Linked DNA regions of Homo sapiens: region 2 is linked to region 1. Evidence: chromatin loops called from intact Hi-C (ENCODE). Cell type or tissue: CD14-positive monocyte. All regions are shown on one strand. Each heading gives the region's core, and the rest is flanking DNA. Links, peaks and the distances in the headings are about the cores only.

What was found. Peaks named below come from ENCODE experiments on the same cell type or tissue, not always from the same donor. Only the 100,000 strongest peaks of a DNase experiment are listed, where the experiment ranks them.
Region 2: it touches region 1 in a loop (1.9-fold over the local background); 2 of 110 quality-filtered maps call a loop at or near these places.

Annotation. Positions count from the first base shown.
Region 1 is chr15:93,232,718-93,239,453 of GRCh38, reverse strand. The region is part of intron 4 of LOC105370982 (a long non-coding RNA gene); the gene reads right to left. Among named protein-coding and RNA genes, the nearest start is that of RGMA, 150 kb to the right of the region's middle. In CD14-positive monocyte, for the core only: no CTCF peak of the experiment used is centred there; DNase peaks (open chromatin) are centred at 2,223 and 3,083; H3K4me3 peaks cover 1,667 bases; H3K27ac peaks cover 2,694 bases.
Region 2 is chr15:93,176,000-93,182,735 of GRCh38, reverse strand. No RefSeq gene overlaps it. Among named protein-coding and RNA genes, the nearest start is that of RGMA, 90 kb to the right of the region's middle. RefSeq lists enhancers at 1-172, 1,724-2,261, 2,262-2,800. In CD14-positive monocyte, for the core only: no CTCF peak of the experiment used is centred there; a DNase peak (open chromatin) is centred at 3,515; H3K4me3 peaks cover 574 bases; H3K27ac peaks cover 1,581 bases.

The DNA.
Region 1 (6,736 bases), core at 651-5,650:
CCAGGGCCGAGCACACTATCTGGGCTGAGCAGGTGTGAAACACATATTTGTTGAGGGAATGAATATTCTCTCCACCTCACAGACGTGGATACTAAGATTCCACTGCTAGTGCGCGACAGAGGAATACGCAAACCCAGATTTAATACACTTCTGAACCAGCGGTTCTCAAACTTCCGCTACAACAGAATCACCCAAAGGGCTCGTTAAAAATCACAGAGTTCGGGGCCTCAACTCCAGGGTTTCTGTCGCAGTAGGTCTGGGGAGGGGCCAAAGAATGCAGAATTTGTGCTTCTGTCAAGTTCAGCCAGATGATGCTGATGTTGCAGACAGGTCCAGTCTGGGGACTGTCCAGGCTCCTCGTCTCTGAGCACCTCCCCCCAGCTGGGTGCATTTGGTGGCGAAGAAAAGTCAAGGCGAATTCACCCTTGATTCACAATTGTCTTTTGTTTGTTTGTTTGTTTTTGAGTGTTTACTCAAGGCTTATATTCACGTCGTTAGAATCTGGTGTACCTCCTGGACTGTGAGGACCTCCTTCCTCCTCACCATCCTGATGACAGAGAGAGCAAGCTGCAGCAAAGCTGAGTCTCCCCGGGGGGCTGGCCAAGGCTCCAAATGAACTGGCGGCCCAGAGGCAAAGGGGTCTGGGAGACCCTCTCCAATCCCAGCACAGCTGACTCATGTCCATAAAAAAGAGAAACATGAAATTCTGCCTAGAGAGAAATGGGCAGGCCGCAGTGCCCACCACAGCCCTGGAGATTTCTAGAACGCTCCCAGAGCCACACTTTCAGACACCCCACAGTCCACCTAACGTCCCCCTTTCTCCACTCTCTTCTTCCCTTCAGAGCATTTCAACAAACTCCCAAACAAACCTCCACATAGCTGTAAACTCACATTTCGGTGTGAGAACAAATGATACAGATTTTGCATCATGTACAGCTGGTTCCATACAAACGATAAATATTTCAGCCTGTGAGTTCTATTTCTATTTTGAGTCCCAATCCACAGAAAAGACACTTATACTGACTTCCTTTATCAGGAACAGTGGCCATAAAAAATATAACTCCCTGTCTTCCAAAATGGTTGAACTATGATTCCTCAGAACCTAAAAACAGAAATACCATTTGGCCCAGCAATCCCATTACTGGGTTTATACCCAAAGGAATATAATATATCATAAAGGCACGTGCACTCATGTGTTCATTGCAGCACTATTCACAATCACAAGGACATGGAATCAACCTAAATGTCCATCAATAGTAGACTGGATAAAGAAAATGTGGTACATGTACATCATGGAATACTATGCAGCCATAAAAAAGAACGAGATCATGTCCTTTGCAGGATCATGGATGGAGCTGGAGGCCATTAACCTTAGCAAACGAACGCAGAAACAGAAAACCAAATACCACACATTCTCCCTTATAAGTGGGAGCTAAATGATGAGAACACATGGACACATAGAGGATAACAACACACACTTTGGCCTATTGGAGGGTGGAGGGTGGGAGGAGGGAGAGGATCAGGAAAAATAACTAATGGGTACTACGCTTAATACTTGGGTGATGAAATAATCTGTACAACAAACTCCCATAATACAAGTTTACCTAGGTAACAAACCTGCACATGCACCCTGAACTTAAAAAATAAAATATAAACATATGTAACTCCCTAGTTAATGGCTCATTTCAGGGTTAAGATCCCATGTCAGAGGTGTTACATGTAAAAGCAGTTCCATGGGGGCGGGAGGGGGAGAGAAATCTGAAAGATTTTAAACAAAAACTATCAGGTAGAGCAGGATTGGAGAGTTGGAGGAGATGCCCGGAGTAAGTTTTTTTGTGTTTTTGTTTTGTTTTGTTTTGTTTTTTGGGGGGGACAGAGTCTCGCTCTGTCTCCCAGGCTGGAGTGCAGTAGTGCGATCTCAGCTCACTGCAACTTCCACCTCTAAGGTTCAAGCGATTCTCCTGCCTCAGCCTCCCAAGTAGCTGGAACTATAGGCTCCCGCCACCGCGCCTGGCTAATTTTTTGTAGTTTTAGTAGAGATGGGGTTTCACAGTGTTAGCCAGGATGGTCTCGATCTCCTGACCTTGTGATCCGCCACCTCGGCCTCCCAAAGTGCTGGGATTACAGGCGTGAGCCACAGTAAGTGTTTTTTCAGCTCATTACTAGCCAACGCTAAGGCGACCTACAACACTCATTCACGTGCATTTCACACACTGGAATTTTGGAAAGAATTATGCTGTGACTGAGGTTTACCCCAGCACAATTAGGGAAGTAAGGATTTGTGTCTATTGTTCTAACTGTTAATTAACTGTGTCAACAAGATTGTAGAGAAAAAGTTTTAAAGCCTCTTAAGAAGACAAAGAGTTTTTAAGCATCCCTGAGTACTTTAGGAATACCCAAGGATTTAAATTGACAATGATAAACCATCACTAATTACAGTCATTCTTAACTGATTCTCACCAAGGATCTCTTTATTAGATAACACTTGTTAACCTGGTTTCAACTACAGCATGTACTTAAGGAAGATTAAATTCAATTTAATTCAGATCTGCGCTTCCCGAGTTTCCTAGAATATGTCAAGTAATGAGACTGATTACCCTGAAATATGCTATTCTTCAAATTGGCCCTTTCCCATTGACTCAAAATGGTCAGATTTGAGTCTGCGTCCAAAACTTGTAAACACAAAAATACAACTTTATAATACATTGTATTACAATTGCTAGGATGTCCCAAAGCAAGGACCACAGTCACATCTTTGTATCCCCAGCACCTAGCACAAGGCTCATCCCAGGTTTGCAGAAAGAATTTGCAAAGACTCACAGAAACCACACAACCTCAACAATGGATCGTTCCAGAGGAAGAAAGGCGAGGAAGTCACGTGTCAGTTTTTGAAAACAGGACTCGCTTTCTTTCACTGCATGTTTCTGATGAGCAGACACTGACTTAGGGTTTTTAGTTGCTTTATCTTACTCAAGTCTCAGGACAATGAGGAACATTCTCCCGCGCAACTATTTCGCAAATACAGGGAAAGGCAACAAGGCTGTTACGTGGGGAGGATCTGTCCAGATCCACGTCAGTTCCCCCAACCAATGGGCTCCAAGCTTTCGTGCAGGTCCAGCCCACACTGAGCCTGGGTCCACATATCCTGGGGCCTGGGACCTTGTCAGTGGTTTTGACCATTTCAGAAATTAAAAGACAGGAGAAGGCTTACAGTGACCAACGGTGAGGAAGAAGGGAGGGGCAGGTCAGGGAACGAGAGTAAAGAGGAAGACGGAGGAGAGCTTTGTGTGAAACGCACCAAGGATTGCCTCATTTTGTCTCCTTTGTGTCGTCAAAGCAGTTTGGCCAGGCAGAATGACTGCCCTGAACAAACGCACGAGTCCTGTTCACCTGTCATTGTGATCTTTCAGTGAATTAGCTGAGTAGTAATAAGTACAATGGGTGTTTAACCCATTGTAGTTAGTAACATTATTGTTGTTTAAAGTATTGTTCTTCACTTAGAATCAAGTAGATTTTGAAATGAGAACAGGAAAATGTAATCAGAGTTTGCAAGGATTGTTTCAATAAAATGAAATTGGTAAAAGAACTACAGCTTAAGAAAGCAGGTCACGATTTTTAGAAGACATAAAAATCTCAGAGGAGAAAATTCTAACTTTTTTTTTTTTTTTTTTTTTTTTTTTTTTTTGAGACAGGGTCTCACTGTGTTGTGCAGGCTGTAGGGCAGTAATTCAAGCTCAGCTCGCTTCAGACTCAAACGCCTGGGCTCAAGCGATCCTCCCACCTCAGCCTTCTGAGTAACTAGGACTCCCGGGGCTCGCCACCACACCTGGCTAATTTTTAAAATTCTTTGTTGAGACGGGGTCTCATTATGTTGCCCAGGCTGAAACTGAATTCCTGGCCTCAAACGATCCTCCCATCTCACCCTCCCAAAGTGCAGAGATTACATACGTAAGCCACCATGCCCCACCCAAAAAAATTCTTAAAACCAGATTCCAGAGTCAACATTCCCAGAGGTTAGACTAGTGTGAGGTCTAGACTTTGCATAGCTCACCCCCAGTGCCCAAGCAGTTTATTCATTCATTAAACACCTACTACATGCCAAGAGGTATTCTAGATGCTGGGGATATGACAGGGCACAAAGCACTTAAAATCCCTGCATCAGAAAGCTTCCATTCTAGATTAAGAAGACAGGCTGTAACTAGATAAACATATAAATAATGTGCCAGACAATGATAAGGATTATGATAAGGAATAAAGCAGAGTTAGAATGAGGTATGATCCCTCTTTGAATTGGGTGTTCTGGGAAGCTTCTTTAACAAGGTAACAAAACAGAGTCCTACACAGATTTCTAGGGGGAAAGCATTCCAGATAGAAGGAACACCAAACGCGAAGACACTTGAAATTCTAGTGCAACTGACTTCAATTGATTAAAGAGCATTTGCTGTGTGCCGGATGCTTTACAGCACTGATTTTATTTCAATGATACAGCAACTCTGCACCACTAATTATTATTACTTCCATTTTATGCACTGCTACATCGAAGATTTAGCCACAAGCCTAGCAAAGGGTGGACCTGTAGTTGATGGATGAACCTGGAGGTTGATAGCATTTCCGCAAGCCCAATGCTTTAAGGATTCTACTGTGGGGATCGAGTCCCTCCTGAAAGGCAGTAAATCTGCAGAGAGGTAAGTAAACACTGATTTAACTCTCTGATAGCACGTTAATGCAGCTGTCTAAAATGATATTTAGGAAGATTTTTCCTTATTTGAGTATGTGCAATGCAGTATTAAAAGAGTGTAAGAATTGTATATGTAGAATAAATTTAACTATGTAACAAAAAACCGCACAAGAATATATAATGCAAGGGAAATAAGTAAAAATATAAGCTGTGTGGTTGCGTCCTAAGTGCTCCATTTCTTTAATTCTTCACTTGTCAGTACTTCCAAAATAAGTCTCTTTTTTTAAAATTTATTTATTTTTTTGAGACAGAGTCTTGTTCTGTTGCCCAGGCTGGAGTGCAGTGGCACGATCTCAGCTCACTGCAAGCTCCACCTCCCGGGTTCACACCATTCTCCTGCCTCAGCCTCCTGAGTAGCTGGGACTACAGGCGCCCGCCACCATGCCCAGTTAATTTTTTGTGTTTTTAATAGAGACGGGGTTTCACCGTGTTAGCCAGGATGGTCTTGATTTCCTGACCTCGTGATCTGCCCGCCTCGGCCTCCCAAAGTGCTGGGATTGCGGGTGTGAGCCACCGTGCCCGGCCCAAAATATATCTCTTATGATAAGCAGGTAGGTATTAATATTTCTTTATCAGGAAAAATCATGAGAAATATTGCAAAAAGTGCATAGCCTTCTCCTTTGTCAGACCATATCTGGAGCTGTGACCACAACCCCACTGCAGGTATGTGTGGCCACCCCATTCGTAGTAAGTCTTCCATGTTACACTCCCTTCCCACACATTTTCCTTAAGAGAAGCCCTGAGCAAGGCTCAGTCAATGGTCCCCAGAGACAGGATCTGGCTGCTGCTCACCTGGCTGCCAAGGGAGGGAAGGAGCATGTGATATCTCCATCCATCACGTGGCTGGCCCATGGAGACACATTTTACAGGAGATATGCGAGCTCCACTTGCAAATCCTTCGGTTTCACTACTATAAATTCTCCTGGCTCTGATTAATAAAATATAATAGTAATTCCTAGAATATTGGCCTATTATCCAAAGTCAATGACAGAGCAATCAAAATCAGAATGAGTTATGGGGCCCAAGGATATGGTTGAAGATGAGGATGGGTAATTTCTGGCTTCCAAAGAAACACTAGAAGCATTAGGCCCAGGTAACAAATCAAAGGAATAATATTCAAGCTAGTTGTTTAAATTGCTCGAAGAGTAATAATAGGTTTATAAGGCAAATATTATAATATTTAAAAACCAGATATGAATGAAGTATCAGAGAAGTTAGGTGGACATTTGATGGGTTACAAACTGAGCCACATTGGTTGAATTTTCTATATTGTGTTTACTTCCTTCTCCTCCTGATGTATTTTTATCTTAATTTTGTTTAGTTTGAGTCTGTGGAGTTCTAGGTTGGCAGTTCTAGATATAGTTTCTTCTTTTATCAGGTAAAAATGATGCTACACATTTAACCAGACGTGACTGGGCCATTTTGAGGATAAAAGTTTCACGTCTAGTCAGCCAATGTTAAAACAGTGACAATCAGCCAATGTTAGGCAAACATTACACTCTAACATTAGAAGATTCCACAAAATGACTCAAAATATGAAAAGCACGGTCAAGGGTCCAACACCTAAGATTATCCAATCTCAAACTGCAGCTTCAGTGGGAGAAAGGAGCCGTCTCACAGAAATGCCCACTGCAGTCGAAATCCACATTGTTACCGTCATCTTTCAGAGCGGTGGGAACAGAACAGCACCCACACTGTAGAAACCACAGGGTGTTTTTGAGCCTAGACTACTGGGCGAAAAAAAAAAAAAAAAAAAAAACTGAAATTTCCCTGGTATTCTGAGCCTGAGAGCAGGCCCAGGTATCTCTTCGCCCTACCCCATCAGTGTTCCCGCCCCCCCACACCCCCCACCACCCCCCAAAATTCAGTAAGATTAGAATGAAAACTAGGAAATTCTAAATGCCTGAAAAACCAGCTGTGCTTCAAGGTACACTGGGTTGGTTATGAAAATTACCTGGTAGTACATTCTCACTGGCGGCCAGTTGCAGGTGTACCAAG
Region 2 (6,736 bases), core at 698-5,697, 57 kb after region 1:
CAACAAGCATGGCCTCTGACCCTCATAGAAAATGACTGATGGGGCCGGTCATGGTGGCTCATGCCTGTAATCCCAGCAGTTTGGGAGGCTGAGGCGGGTGGATCAGTTGAGGTCAGGAGTTCGAAACCAGCCTGGCCAACATGGTGAAACCCTGTCTCTACTAAAAATACAAAATTAGCCGGGCGTGGTGGCACACACCTGTAATCCCAGTTACTCGGGATGCTGAGGCAGGATGAATGGCGTGAACCCGGGAGGCGGAGCTTGCAGTGAGCCGAGACTGCACCACTGCACTCCAGCCTGGGCAACAGAGCGAGACTCAGTCTCAAAAAAAAAAAAAAAAAAAAAAAAAGACTGATGGGTCTGATGGATCCCAAATGAGGGCTTTCACCTGCAACACAGGATCTATGGAGACACTGAAGATCTGCCCCCATACAATTGTGCTAATTGGAGGACCTGGCCTGAATCTTTCACTGCTTTCTTGAGATCTTACAGTTTTTATGAGTGACTCTGGCACAAGGGAAATGGATCAGATAGGAGTATTTAAAACTGGTTTGGGGAGAAGTTCTTCTCAGGTGACAAAAAAAATATAGCAACAACACTACCCTCCTGATGTCACACAATAAACGAACGCATCCTTTCTCTCCGCTCTCTGGGGCAGGCAATGTGAAGTCTGCCCTTCCTAGGACAGTGGGTTCCTCACTGTCCACTCCCCTATTTTCTGACTTTTCCCATGCTACTTCATTCCCCATCCCCAGATCTCCTCATCCTTCAATAATGATAATGGTAGAAATTATGCTGAAATTCACCAATGCATCCTCTGGAGCCAGGTACTGTATGCAGTGGTTTATATGAATTCCCTCATTTTGTCCTCCTGACAGCTCTGAGAGCCGAATTGTTGTCATCCCCATTTTGTAAATTAGAAAACCAAAGTTGAGTCTGCCTCTTCCACGAAGCCTTTCCTGACTGCCCCAGTGGATACCTTTGCTCCCTTCTCTCAATTCCTGCCCGTGTCTGGAGCCCAACGCAGTCACAGCATCAGGCACTGGTCTGTGATCCTAAACAACAGAAATGTATTTTGCTTATAATTTTGACAGCTAGGAGTCCAAGAACAAGGTGTTGGCAGGGTTGGTTTCTCTGAGGCCACTCTCTTTGGCTTGTTGATGGCTGTCTTCTCCCTGTGTCCTCACGTGGTCTTCCCTCTGTGTGTGTCCGCATCCTCATCTCCTTTTCTTTTCTTTTCTTTTCTTTTTTTTTTTTTTTTGAGATGGAATTTCGCTCTTGTTGCCCAGGCTGGAGTGCAATGGTATGATCTCAGCTCACTGCAACCTCCACCTCCCGGGTTCAAGCGATTCTCCAGCCTCAGCCTCCCAAGTAGCTGGGATTATAGGCGCCCACCATAACGCCCAGCTAATTTTTTTTTTTTTTTGTATTTTTAGTAGAGACAGGGTTTCACCATGTTGGCCAGGTTGGTCTCGAACTCCTGACCTCAGGTGATCCACCTGCCTCGGCCTCCCAAAGTGCTGGGATTATAGGTGTGAGCCACTGCACTGGGCCCTCTCCTTTTCTCCTAAGGACACCAGGCCCATCCTAAGGGCCCCAGTCTGGCTTAATTGCCTCCTTGAAGACCTTATCTTCAAATACAGTCACATTCCGAGGGACCAGGGGTGAGGACTGCGCGTATTTTGCAGAGACACAGTTCAGCACATGACCCCTGAATCATGGTTTGCAGCCCCCAGGAAAGAATGACACTTGTCACCCCCTCTGCCCATAAAGCAAGCCTGGAAGGTGAGGACAGCAGGCATTGTTATTTTTCTCTTCCCCACGGTTGCCCACACTTCCTGATGCTTGGAGGTGGCCCATCTCAGGTTACCGCTTTGCCTGGGGAGCTGGTGCAGCCAGAGTTGCAGCCCAGGCCTCGGATTCCACATTCTCTCCTCTTTTCAAGGCACAGCAAGAGACTGGAGAGACCAGTGCCTTTGCTCGATGTGACAAGTTAATAAAGTGTCCTCCTCTCTGGGCTGTAGTGCCAGTGTCTCCGCCGTGGGAACCTGGCAGTGTCTCTCCTGGCAGCCTCCACAGGCCCAGTGTCATTCTGGGACTCAGCACAGGTCTTCTCCATTTCTGCACCTGTACATTGCAGGTCACACCTGAGGATAGGACGACCTGAGGGCTGAGTGAGCTGACACGGTGAAGAGCTGCCAGCGCCTGCCCCAGTGGGGACTCCCTATTCTGTTCCGCATGCACCCAGGACTCCCCTTGAACACAGCAGTCTCCCCCTGCCTGGGGGACGGTGGGTCAGGGCCAACACTGTGCAAGAAGCCGTGGGAAGCCACCTCCACCCGCAACAAGCAGCTCAAAGCATCAGCAAGTCAAGAGCGTGGTTTTTAACTACAACAGGCAGAGAGGAAAGAGATGGTGAGTGTAAGGCTCTCACTCCCAGGCATTTACCAGGGCTCTGTGGTGCATCTCTTCCTTAGCTCACTCCTGGCCAGGATGTTCTTCCCTGACCCTGTTGCAGGTCACTGACGTCCCCAACCATGAGGACTTGTGATGGGCCCAGTGGGAGGTCGCAGCCAGGCACTATGATTGGGGGACTGAGTGGCTCTGAAAGATGTACCCTTCTTTCCCTTTCAGCTCAGAAGCAGCAGCCCCAGCTCTCGGCAGCTGGCTCCCTGCAAGCTGCTGCACACACGGCAAACCTCCTCTCCACGCCCGGCCCAGTGTGGTTCCCCCAGCAGATCAGGCCTGGCTGCCTCCGTGTCCACACCCTGACCTGCGGCTGAGGCCCATTTCTGTCTCCCGCGGTGATCCTACCTCCCAGCACGCTCCCATGTAGCTGTTGATTGTTCTCCTTCCCTTCCTCCCTTCCTCCCATCCTTTCTCCCTCTTCCCTGTCTGTGAATGGCATTTCTGGAGTGTGAGAGAGGCCCGGGACCGCAGGTATGTTTCCTGTCTGCCCGTTCTAATCAAAGGCAGATGCCTGCGGTGCGTCTGGCCTCGCAGAAGCGGAGAACCCATCCTCGGAGAGGGGCCAGAGGAGAACTGTGTGCTCCTTTATAGCTGCATGCTCGGGTAAGGGCTCTCTTTTTGCCTTTTACTATTTTAACTTCAGAAAGGCTACCCATCCTGTCTGGGGCTCCTGCCCTGCCTAGGACAGTAAGGTGGTATAGAATCGTCATCAGCTGTGAGCCCAGATAGTCCTGAGTTCAAATCCTGTGCCATCATTTCTTAGCTTCCCCTACCTTTCGTCCTCTGGAAAAAGGGGATGCTAGGTGAGGGACGAGGGAACAGTACAGCCACCAGCCCTGGCTTGCTGTTGGAGGGATGAGGCGGCAGAGCCCGCAGAAAGGTGGATACTTCATAGTGCCAGCCACGTTCCCGCCCCACCCCACAGTGCCCGAACCTGCAGGCGAGGCTGTAACCACGAGGAAAGCATCAGGGACCCGGTCACTCGTGCTCATGGACGACCTGCCCCTCCCAAGTCAAAGGTCGTCGCAGGAGAGCTGCCCGGGAAAGGAAGCGAAACCTGGCATTGTTCCAACAACCTCTTAGGCCCTGAATTTCTGTTTCTTAACAAAGTCACTGTTAGATTGTGTTGAAAAATAAGATCTAGGCTAACTTCCTTCTTGGGTCTTGGGACACTTTCTTGCTGTTATATGATCAAGGTGGGGGCTGCATAACTATTCCCCGCTGCACATACTCCCTCCCTTCCCCCTCAACTCCCTCCTTCCCCAACGCCCCCCACCCAGTGCAATCTACTTACTGTCTCTCCCACAGTGTTCCCCTAACAGGTTCCTGCTGGCACAAAGGGTCCCACCTTTGAAGACCTTTGGGTTTAAATCCCAGCTCAGTTCCTAACCAGCTGTGTGACATAGGAAAGTTGCTTAACCTCTCTGAGTCTCAGGATCGCCATCTGCAAAATCAAAGGGCTGATGGCAACATCTTCTTCTCAGGACTCATGGAAAATTAAACGAGCGCTGCTTCCAAAGATGTTTGTGCAGGGTGGAAACTCAGCACAGGGTCGTGTCCATTTCACAGCCTTCCAAGGGCTGCAGCCTAAATGTCTCCAGCCACGGGAGAGGATGACAGCTGCCCTTCTGTGGCAGGCCTTGGAGTAAAACTCCCAAACCATCCCCAGCCAGCAGAGGCTGCCCAGCCCAGCCCCTCCAGCAGGGCGGCTCCATAGACTACAGGGCAATACGGCCCAGAGGCTGTCCCTGTCCACTCCTGTTGCGCCAAGCTGGCTCCGGGAGGGGCTGGTGACTGGGAAAGATGCTACAGACACAAGTTTGATTTTTCATTAAATCCTCTAAACATTGTGAAAGGAAAATAAATATTGGGACCCCAAAATCACTAAGCCAAAGGATAAAGTCAAGCTGGGAACTGCTTAGGGCAAACCTGCCTCCCATTCTATTGCTAAAAAAAAAAGATGGCTACTAAGATTCAAAAGCTACATACCTCCCTCACAAGGAATTTCCTTCTGGACAAATGACAGACAGAACTCAAAGTCATCCCTCTGCTCGCCGAGATAAATGCATATCTGATTGCCTCCTTTGGAAAGGCTCATCAGAAACTCAAAAGAGTTTCACTGGGCTCCGTGGCTCATGCTTGTAATCCCAGCACTTTGGGAGGCCAAGGTGGGCGGATCATGAGGTCAGGAGATCAAGACCATCCTGGCTAAAACGGTGAAACCCCGTCTGTACCAAAAAAATACAAAAAAATTAGCCAGGCGTGGTGGCGGGTGCCTGTAGTCCCAGCTACTTGGGAGGCTGAGGCAGGAGAATGGCGTGAACCCAGGAGGCGGAGCTTGCAGTAAGCCGAGATTGCACCACCGCACTCCAGCCTGGGCGACAGAGCGAGACTCCATCTCAAAAAAAAAAAAAAAGAATGCAACCATTTGTCTCTCACCTACCTATGGCCTGGAAGCCCCTCCCTGCCTAGAGTTGTCCCGCCTTTCTGGACAGAACCGATGTACATCTTACACATATTGATTGATGTCTCATGTCTCCCTAAAATGTATATCATATGGTTTGGTTGTGTCCCCACCCAAATCTCATCTTGAATTGTAGCTCCCACAGTTCTCAAGTGTTGTGGGAGGGACCCAGTGGGAGATGATTGAATCATGGGGCCGGTTTCCCCCATACTGTTCTCGTGGTAGTGAATAAGTCTCACGAGATCTGATGGTTTTAGAAGGGGTTTCCTTTTTGGCTTGGCTCTCATTTCCCTCTTTGCCTGACACCATGTATGACATGCCTTTCACCTTCCATGATTATGAGGCCTCCCCAGCCATGTGGAACTGTGTGAGTCCTTTAAACCTCTTTTTCTTTATAAATTGCCCAGATTCGGGTATGTCTTTATCGGCAGCATGAAAACGGTCTAATACATGTATAAAACCAAGCTGTGCCCTGACCACCGTGGGCAAATGTCATCAGGACCTCCTGAGGTTGTGTCATAGGCATGCGTCCTTAATGTTGGCAAAATAAACTTCCTAAATTGACTGAGACCTGTCTCAGATATTTGGGGTTCACAATGTCAAAGGTGATGCTTTATGGAAAATGTAGGTTGGCATTATGGAAAATCTAGAAAACATATACAAAGTCAAACGTATTTTGAAAATCTTATGATCAACCCCACACTGTGAATGATGGAGTCTTTTTCCATCCTCCACCTCTGACTTTGGCTCACTGGTTGATGACATCTTATTGTACATCCTGCTTTGTATCCTGACTTTGAGCCTACCATTATACAGTCATCAGCCCAAGGAAACGGTCTCACTATTTCCCAGTTTTATTGATGAAGATATTCAGGCTTTAAATAAGTTGGCCAAGGTCATAGAGGTCAAGGTCATATGGAAGAGCCACTTGCCTCCTTTCCACAGGCTGCTGATGGTGATCTCCACTTCTGAGAAACAACCACAAATAATAACAAAAGAACTATTAACCCTTGGCCTTCAAAGAGCACTTTATTCTCTGAGAAGTACTTTTATTACTGTTATTTCTTCCTGTCCTTCAAACACCCCTGCAAGACAGACAGGAAGGCTACCAGTATTTTCAATTTGTAAATGAGGATCCAAGAAGTGAATGACTTGGCCGTAGTCATGGAGGTGGAGGCGAAATAAAAGACGCAGGCTATGCCCTTTGCGTGCCCCACCACCTTCTCAGATGGCGCTGGGCTACCTCCCAGGGCTTAGGCAGAGTGAAGAAGAAGAGATGAAAGCTAAGATGAGGCAAACAGGAGGTGAGAGAGAAGTTCTGTCAGGAAATTCACAGGAGGGCTGCAGAAAACTCATCTTTGCCCGCAATGCCTACTCCAGCCGGATATTAACACAGTGGGCTCCACACCAACATTCTGATAGATTCTGAGCTACAAGCTTCCAGAATATTAGCAGCTGAGCTCCTCCCCCTCGGGCCAAATATGCCACCAAAAAGCTGTTTCCCAGGTGATTTATTGTAGGTCAGAACCCTAATCAAGCTCCAATTCAATTTAACTGCTGGTGATTTTAGCACAGTGCTCTGAGCTTCCATTTAAATGCAAGGGGAATTGACTTTTGGAGTAACAGCTTCAGGGGAGGCTTTCTTCCCATGCCTAGATGGAGCAGAAGCTCACACTGTGCACCCAGCAATGAACTGGGACCCTTTTGGAGGCACCTGACTCGGGCTTCTGGATTCTGTCAGGAGGCAGATGTGCCATTACCAAGAGGCCAGGCATTAGAAAGTGCTCAGCACGGTTCTCGCAG